Linked DNA regions of Homo sapiens: all the other regions are linked to region 1. A link is a contact called in ENCODE Hi-C data. All regions are on one chromosome and are shown on one strand. The core of a region is the stretch at or near the end of the contact, and the rest is flanking DNA. Distances in the headings are between cores, read along the strand shown.

The links. A loop is a pair of places that touch in the nucleus more often than their neighbours do. Pooled maps may share reads with other maps.
Region 2: a map of CD8-positive, alpha-beta T cell shows a loop between it and region 1 (21-fold over the local background). The contact joins the promoter of FAM204A here to the promoter of TRUB1 in region 1. A Hi-C loop is called at or near these places in 3 of 168 maps with a recorded cell type or tissue (CD4-positive, alpha-beta T cell, CD8-positive, alpha-beta T cell and naive thymus-derived CD4-positive, alpha-beta T cell) and 6 of 50 pooled maps.
Region 3: a map of CD8-positive, alpha-beta T cell shows a loop between it and region 1 (19-fold over the local background). The contact joins the promoter of CASC2 here to the promoter of TRUB1 in region 1. A Hi-C loop is called at or near these places in 2 of 168 maps with a recorded cell type or tissue (both CD8-positive, alpha-beta T cell) and 10 of 50 pooled maps.

Annotation. Positions count from the first base shown.
Region 1 is chr10:114,936,868-114,939,500 of GRCh38, reverse strand. TRUB1 (TruB pseudouridine synthase family member 1) reads right to left here and starts at 1,306. Exons shown (of 8, transcript NM_139169.5): 1 at 962-1,306. The coding sequence starts at 1,247. RefSeq lists an enhancer at 935-1,474.
Region 2 is chr10:118,340,994-118,343,626 of GRCh38, reverse strand. FAM204A (family with sequence similarity 204 member A) reads left to right here and starts at 1,303. Exons shown (of 9, transcript NM_022063.3): 1 at 1,303-1,357; 2 at 1,700-1,900. RefSeq lists enhancers at 1,143-1,362, 999-1,498.
Region 3 is chr10:118,045,495-118,048,127 of GRCh38, reverse strand. CASC2 (cancer susceptibility 2) reads right to left here and starts at 1,307. Exons shown (of 4, transcript NR_026940.1): 1 at 1,025-1,307. It overlaps RAB11FIP2 (RAB11 family interacting protein 2), which reads left to right and starts at 1,187. Exons shown (of 5, transcript NM_014904.3): 1 at 1,187-2,317. The coding sequence starts at 1,965. RefSeq lists a silencer at 1,260-1,749.

The sequences.
Region 1 (2,633 bases), core at 57-2,556:
AGAAAGTCCCTGTTACTGGTTTAATGGCGAGACAGAATACGGCCAAACTCTGGAGGGCCTTGAATAACCTAACTAACTAGTTTTACCACCACAAGGTGCAGAAATTACTAGGCTATCAGCTCAGTTAAGGTAAGAGAGTTATCTTTCATCTTCAAGTCTCTATAGGCTAGCACAGACCTGGCTTATTGTATATGTCCAATGAACTTAAGGATCCTGGATGCTTTATGTGTGAAATCATCCGAGCTGATTAACGGGGTGATTCTCTAGGCTTTTCTACTATTTTCCCAGTGTACGTGAATAAACGAATCAATAAAATGAACACTCTCAGCTTAGTGGCCAAGTTATATTTAGTGTTCCTCAAATGTGGTCCATAAACTACTTACACTGGAATCACCTGGAGCAACTATTTAGAATTGCAGTTTCCTAAAAATACCCCGAACTCTCCGAATCACAATCTCGGACAGGGCAGGGATTAGGAATCTGTATTTGTACAAGAGACTCTAAGTAATTGTTAGGCCCATTAAAATGTGAAAACGACTATATTAAGTCTTGGTTAACGAAGTATATCTGCATTTCCAATACATTTTGAGGAATGCAACTTTAGGGGTGCAGAACCAGTACTTCCTTTTGGGGTTCATCCACATGAACCCAACAAAAGCCTCCTGAGGGATCGATCAGATTACAGAAAACAGGTCTGCACGCCCAAGGGCAGGGTTTTATTGTGTAAGTACGGGATTTTTTTCCTCCCGTTGAGAACTACAACTGCCAAGTAGGCTACAAGAGTTCGTGCCAGGGCAAGTCCAAGCCCGAGATGCCCGAGATTCCTGTCCAGAGCTAATTCAATGGTCAGTCTCCCTTTCCCCTCCTTTTGTCTCTTGAATCACGAGCGTCGCAAAAAGCCTAATGTGCTTCCCCTCTCGCAGCGACCGCCTCAGCCTGGTCCCCACCCGGGCTGCAGTACCTGCCAGCAGCTTCTCCTTCAACCGATTCAGCAGCTCGGCTGAAGTGGGCCCTTTGGGCTTGTGCACGGCGAACACGCCGCTCAAGGACAGCAGCTTGGTAGCCAAAGCGGCCTTGGAGACCCTGGCTTCGGATCCGGTCCTGGCCGCGGCCGCAACCACCGCGGCTGCAGCCCTTGCTGACGGGGTCGCAGCCATTGCTGCGACCGTTCCTGCAGTTTCAAGGACAGGGGATGTGTCTGTTTTCAAAGACGGCGAAGACACCACCGCCGCCTCAGAAGCGGCCATACTTTTGTAGCCCAGACCTGTTTCATCGTGGAGGTGCACGCTGATGATGCAACAAGAGTGCGCCTGACAGGACCCTCTTCCTCATACCGCGAAGCTGCGCAGAACGGAGAGGTCGCACGGACTTGTGGGAATTGTAGTCCATGGCCTTCCCATATAGACCAAGAGCTTGCTGTGCCCTTGGACTTTAAATAGAAAATTTTAAATGTTGACTTTTCCTGAGGCTTGTGAAGATCCATGGCTTCCTGGGCTCACTGCTTCATTGATTGTATTGTGCTCTTACATTCAGGTTCAGAATTAGAAGACATCCAAATGTGAGCTCTATTAGAGCAAGGAACTTATGTACCACGTTAACTGAGACATTCCCAAATGCCTCACATGTTGTAGGCACTTAAATAAATATTTGAAAACGTATAAATAAGTATGAATTCTTCAAATTCCCCGAAGAAACCAAGCCAATGGTAAATCACTTGTGCTTATTTTGATGCTCTTCATGCACTCCTGTTCACCCTCCCCAAACCCCCACTGACCCCACTACAATTTTTAATAATTCTGATTTTGAATATCAGCTCTTCTGTGGGTTGAATTCCTTAGTACACTTTGTTTAGATATCAAAAGGTATTCTTGCAATTCATAAACTTTAAACCACTTCCCATTTGAGACCTTCTCCCTAAAAGTTATTCACTCCCTAACAAGATTGAGGAATATTGTTTTGATTCCAGCACAAGGCAGAGTGGAGAAAAATTACTTCTGCACCAGAAACATTAAATGCTATCATAACTATTGTGAGACAGATAAAGTTTGCCCTCATTGTTTTTTAGGTTTCTTTACAACCACTCTTTGTCCTCATCATACTCTTGGACTTTAATATCTAGTATTTTAGTGATGCCCCTTAGCTGCTCACAATCACCAGTTATGGGGTCCCATTTGAACTTGCACCCATTCGTGCAACAGACACATGGCAGAACAATTTATTAAAAGGAAAAAAAAATCTTTGAGGGAGTTTTTTCAGGGTGGAAAGCTGAAACTCCTAGAAGGAAGTCACTTACTCTTGTGGTCTATTATAAAAGCCTAAGCTAACTGAAAAGATTGGCATATCACAGGATTAGTGGACACCTGGCCCTGCTTCAAGATGTTAATTTTTCCACAAAGATGTTGTGACTTCAGAAGGGATGACTGCACCCAAAGGAGCATGGTGTCCATTAGCCTCAGGAAAGAGTTCTCTATTCTTGTGCCATGGAAGCAGAGAGCCAGGGACTTGCAGGGAAGGTTGCAAGGCTTGATCAATGATGACTTGGATGACTCCAAGGCACTTGGAGATTAGAGGCCTTTTCCCAATTGTCCGGACATCAGCAAGCCTCCCTATTTCTCTTGTGGCTCTGGGGGTGA
Region 2 (2,633 bases), core at 54-2,553, 3.4 Mb before region 1:
GTGAAATTGAGATATATTACTGAGTGCAATGCAAAATTTTATACACATTTAGCTTGCTTTGAAGAAAGACATTATTGGTAATGTTAACAGCAAAAAACAGCTGAGATTGAAAATTAGCGTGGGCTAGGTAACATGTTAAAGTCTTTATGTGTACAGTAGCCTCCCTTATCCGCAGGGAATACCTTCCAAGACTCCCCGGTAGATGCCTGAATCCTGGAATAATGGCGAACCCCACATATAGTTTTTCAATCTGATAACCAAGATGGCTACTAAGTGACTAAGAACCTGGTAGCCTAACAGCATGCATGGACAAAGCGATGATTCACACTGCAGATTTCATCAGGATATCCAGAATGGGCTTGCAATGAAACATTTGAATTGCTTATTTCTGGAATTTTTTACTTAATGTGTTTGGACCTTGGTTGACCCCAGGTAACTGAAATCAGGCTAAGAGAAGCCACAGATGAGGGAAGCCTACTGTATTTTCTTTTCTTTTCTTTTTTTGAAATAGGGTCTGGTTCTGTTGCCCAGGCTTTTCTTATATAATCATCACAAAATTAGCAAATAGGTACACTTAATGTTATTCTTATTATAAAACAGTATTTCGGAAAATGCAAATATTTCTAAAATAGCCCTATTCCCATCCCTATCCATAGGGTATTTTATCCTCTTCGCAGTGCTTTTCTCTCTCTTTTTTTTCCCCTTATTTTCTATGTTCCCCAAGCACCCCCTTCTGGGCATAACACAGTGCCTGCCACAAATAAGAAAAAAAGAAGTTCGGTAAACTTTTGGTCCAGTCAGTGAAGCACCTTGGACCCCATCACCAGACGGTAGGCGCCAAGAGAGCAAGAGTCAGCATGTTTTCTGCTAACCAGAGATTAGCACGATGCCTGGTACAAAGTAGGCGCCCAATAAATAGGTGAAGAAAGAAAAAAAATTAAAAAAAAGGAAGAGAGTGAGGGGAAAGGATGAATGAATGAAGACGTTTGCAGAGGGGCCTAGAAAGAAAGCACTCTGCAAGATTCTCCCTCCTGGTGGCATCAACTCTCAGTTCAAGGTCTATGTCAGCCCTTTCCTTGCCCAGACGCATTGGCCTACAGCAGGGAATGAAGAAAGAACAAAGTCTTTAAAAATGTTCAGAAGAAAGAGAAAACGGCAAGATAAAAGAGAGAAAAAAAAGAAAGAAAGGAACCACCTCCTTCGGGCGGACTAAAAAGGGAAGCCCCAGGAGGCCGGTTGCTAAGGCGACCCTAGGGCCAGAACGGCCCCAGCCCATTGGTTGAGACGCAGGAGCCAATGAGAAGGCGCGATGTTGACGGGGTCCTAAGATGGCTGCTGGGCGACCACTTCCTGACAGGTGAGTACGGCTTATGGAGGGTTGGTTACCCGCCGGTTCGGGCTCCGGCATGATGAGTCTGGGAGGGCCTCTTGTGGGCAGCCGAGGGAGGCGGCATGGGCGGCCTCATAGCTCCTCGGCCGAGCCTCCCGGAGCAGGCTAGAAAAGCCCCCGGCCCGGGGCCGCGGAAGCGACGGCGGGGCCGCCCTCAGCCTTCCTCGAAAGGGGCGTCGCAGCGGCCTCCCCAGCCTGTTATGTGGAGGGGGTTCTCCGTCCCACCCAGGTCAAAGTGAGAGGGGATTGAGGAGGCTGTCGATAGGGAAAACAGGCTCACGTTTACAGTTGCTGTATTCCGGAAAACAGCTCCAGTTAATGGGACTGCCAGCAGGCTAGACATCCTTCGCCGGAATGTGCAGCGCTTAGTTCTGTGCCCGGGAGGGGCTTCTCTCTCTTTTGGGATTGGAGTGTGGCATTGCCGCCAGAAAGCCTGCAGAATTCCGGGTTGTGCAGCCAAGCAGGAACGGTGTACCTTTCTAGACCCATCCTCTTGCAATCTTGGACCCTGTAAGTATTCTCACAGCGGAATCGACTTAAAATGAGCCTTGAACTGTTAACTTGGTTTATTGTCTTTCCATGCAGGATCTTGGGTCTGGGAAAATGTTTTCCAGGCCTCAAGTAAACGAACACTCTCTTTAATTAAAACAGTTGAATACATGCAAAATCTTGCTAAATAAGTAGTTTTTCTGGATTCGCTCTCAGGCCTGTAATTCAGTTGTCCTTTCTGTACCTTTTTTGAGAAAAGGAACACATTCATTTCATAAAAGTAAATAGGATATTTACGTTAATGTTGATGTTAACATGCTTGAAAATAGTAACTATTTTTAAGTCACAGACTCTGATTATGATGTAAATTACAATCTTCAGATTGTTAAATAATTGTGGCTTATAATTAGTATACAAGTGAAATTAATTTTAGATCAGACGAAGTTCAGGCTTCTGGAATTATTTCTAATCAAATACAAAATATAGGAAATAAGACAGCCTTATACGATGAAAATGGAATTTAAATTCTGGAATAGAGATGGAAAACATTTACCCATCGAGCTGCTCAAATATATCTTTTGGGTTTTGATTATAAGCAGCTGTCTGGTTGTCCAGAAAATATGACATTATTACTCAAACCTCTGACTGTGACTTTGACTTTGATGTATGCAACTTAGTATAGCATCTTGCATAGCTTTCTGTACTCAAAAAGTACAGAAAAAAATTCTTAACCAAATTTAACAAGTCTGTAATT
Region 3 (2,633 bases), core at 58-2,557, 3.1 Mb before region 1:
ATATTCGCAGTACGATGATTTTGTTCTGTTTTCCACACATGGCCTTTTCATACACTGTCTCCCAGGGATGAAAAATTCTGCCTTGAATGAGAAGTTTTAAACCTTGCTTGAAAATAATAAACACGATACTTTACATGTTTATGGCCATTTAAGTTAAAAAAACGTGCATTTACATGTATCATATTGTTTTACTCTCAAAATTAGTCTTGTAAAGGGAAAAAAGGCATTAAGTAATTCAGTAAATTGTCTGCTGCATGCTAGCCACTATGAAGGGACTGCATGATAGACAAGGCAGTCCCAAAACTTAGAATTTCCTTGGGAAGGTAAGACACGAACAGAATTAACAGCAATGGGGTGGTACATAAGCGTCTCTTCCAATTGAGAAATAGAGGGGCAAAAGGAGATTTATGTGCCGCATTGTGCTAGGAAAGGCACATGTATTATCCCCTGAAACTCGAAACCCGTGTTTGGGGCATGGTCTCCACATGATTTGCACAGTCCACCACAGTGTGAGTCCCCACGGGGGTCCTTTTGACGTCGAGCCCATAGAGTCGTGATGGAGTCTTAGACATGAGGTAGAACTGGCTTTTTTACTCGTGAAAACACTGAGGCTCATGGAGGTGAAATGACTCGGCCAAGGTCACACACACTGATAGCGGCAGAGGCGCGGCCGGAACCAGGTCTTCTGATGCCAGCCCAGTGCCTCCCTACATCTCTACTCCCTGTGGAAACTATTTGCTTCCCTATCGCCCTTCGTCTGGGTGGGGGATGTCATTTTCAGTCAATTTACGGACTTTTCAAAAAGAGAAGGGTGGATAGGAGATTGGAGAAAAGTTTCCTTTCGGTCAGTGAAGAGGCCTGATTCGTTCCAACACCATTTATGGACCTGCTCCTGCCAGGCACTGGGCATCCAGGACACAGCGAACACAGATCCCCTGCCCTCAAAGACGCCCTAGTTAGGGGCGTCTCCGGGTCTTTGATGACCTCCTCTCACGAGCGGTCCCCAGCCCTCCCCAGGGCTCACCTGCCGGCCTCTGCAGGTACCCACGTCCCTAGGACCCGCCACTGGGCCAGGCCCAAGCAGCATCAAGCCCCGGGTCCCCGCCATTGCGCCCGCGTCGCGCGCCTCCAGTCGCCACGGCAACCAGGGAGGTGCTGACCCCTGACCTCGAGGCCCCGCCCCTTCACGTTCCCGAGACCAACATGGAGAAGGCCAACCCGGAAGTGCCGCCGCAGCCGCCCGCCCGGTGTTAGGAGCCGCCGGCCGGGCCAGGCCGAACCAAGCGCCCGCAGCCCTGCAGCCCGCTGCCCGCCCCACGTCCCGCCGGCGCCGGGGCGGCCGCGTTCCCCGCCCTCCCCCACTCCACCCCTGGCTACCCGCTCCCGCCCGAGAGGAGGAGCTGAGGCGAGGGGGAGGAGGAGGAGGGAGAGGTTTGCGAGAGGGAGCGAGGCCGCGTTAGCCGCCGGCGGTTCGTATTACCGGGGTCGGGAGGAGGAGCCGGGCCGAGCCTGCGGACGAACGCCGGGCGGGCGGGAGGCGCGGAGGCAGCGGAGGCTGCTCGGCCGCAAGGAGGCAGGCGGGAGGCCAGGGGTGCAGAATTGGGGCGGGGGCTCCCTTCACCCCCGCAGCCCTCCGCCCGGGTCCGTGTGGCCAGGCCTCACGTGCCCCGCAGGCCTGGGGAAGGTGGAGACAGGGGCGGGGGTCCGCGCAGAGGCCTGCACGGCGCGGCCAGGTGATGGTGGGCCTCTGTGTTTCTCCAGACGAAAGGGGACCCCCGGAGCGGCCGTGCCCCTGGGCTGCCCCCGCGAGGCGTTTTGACATCAGCCATAGGGAAGTCGGGGAGCCCTGAGCCTGCCTGTTTCCGTTAAGTGTCCTTAGGATGCAGTGATTAAGGAATTAGGCTCTCCCTCCGGGAGGGGCACTGCCTGTGCTAGGGAACTCGGGGGCAGAGAAACAGGACAGGATGATGCTGTCCGAGCAAGCCCAAAAGTGGTTTCCAACCCACGTGCAGGTCACAGTGCTCCAAGCCAAAGATCTGAAGCCAAAAGGCAAAAGTGGTACCAATGACACATACACTATAATTCAGCTGGGCAAGGAAAAGTACTCCACCTCTGTAGCTGAGAAAACCCTTGAGCCAGTTTGGAAGGAGGAGGCCTCTTTCGAGCTACCTGGATTGCTAATTCAGGGAAGTCCAGAGAAATACATTCTTTTCCTTATAGTTATGCACAGGTCCCTGGTGGGTCTGGATAAATTTTTAGGGCAGGTGGCAATCAATCTCAATGACATCTTTGAGGACAAACAAAGAAGGAAAACAGAGTAAGTTATGTAATTTATTTTGAATTTGGGGGAGTTTATATCTTATTTATGGTTTTTCTGTTCTTGGAAATTATCCGTATACTTCGGGCGTTGGTTTTTGGATTGAAATATGATCCAGTTTTAAGCACCATATTTGCATGAATCTGAAGTAAAAGTAGCACTCGTGATGAAATATTTTTTAAATGGAATCATTAATGATCCCTTATTCTTTCTGTTAAACATCTGTCAAATAATTGAATATTTTGTGGTGGATTTTAAGTAAGTTAACATTGTTTCAGTATGAGGACTGGATCACAGTATTGACCAACTAGAACTT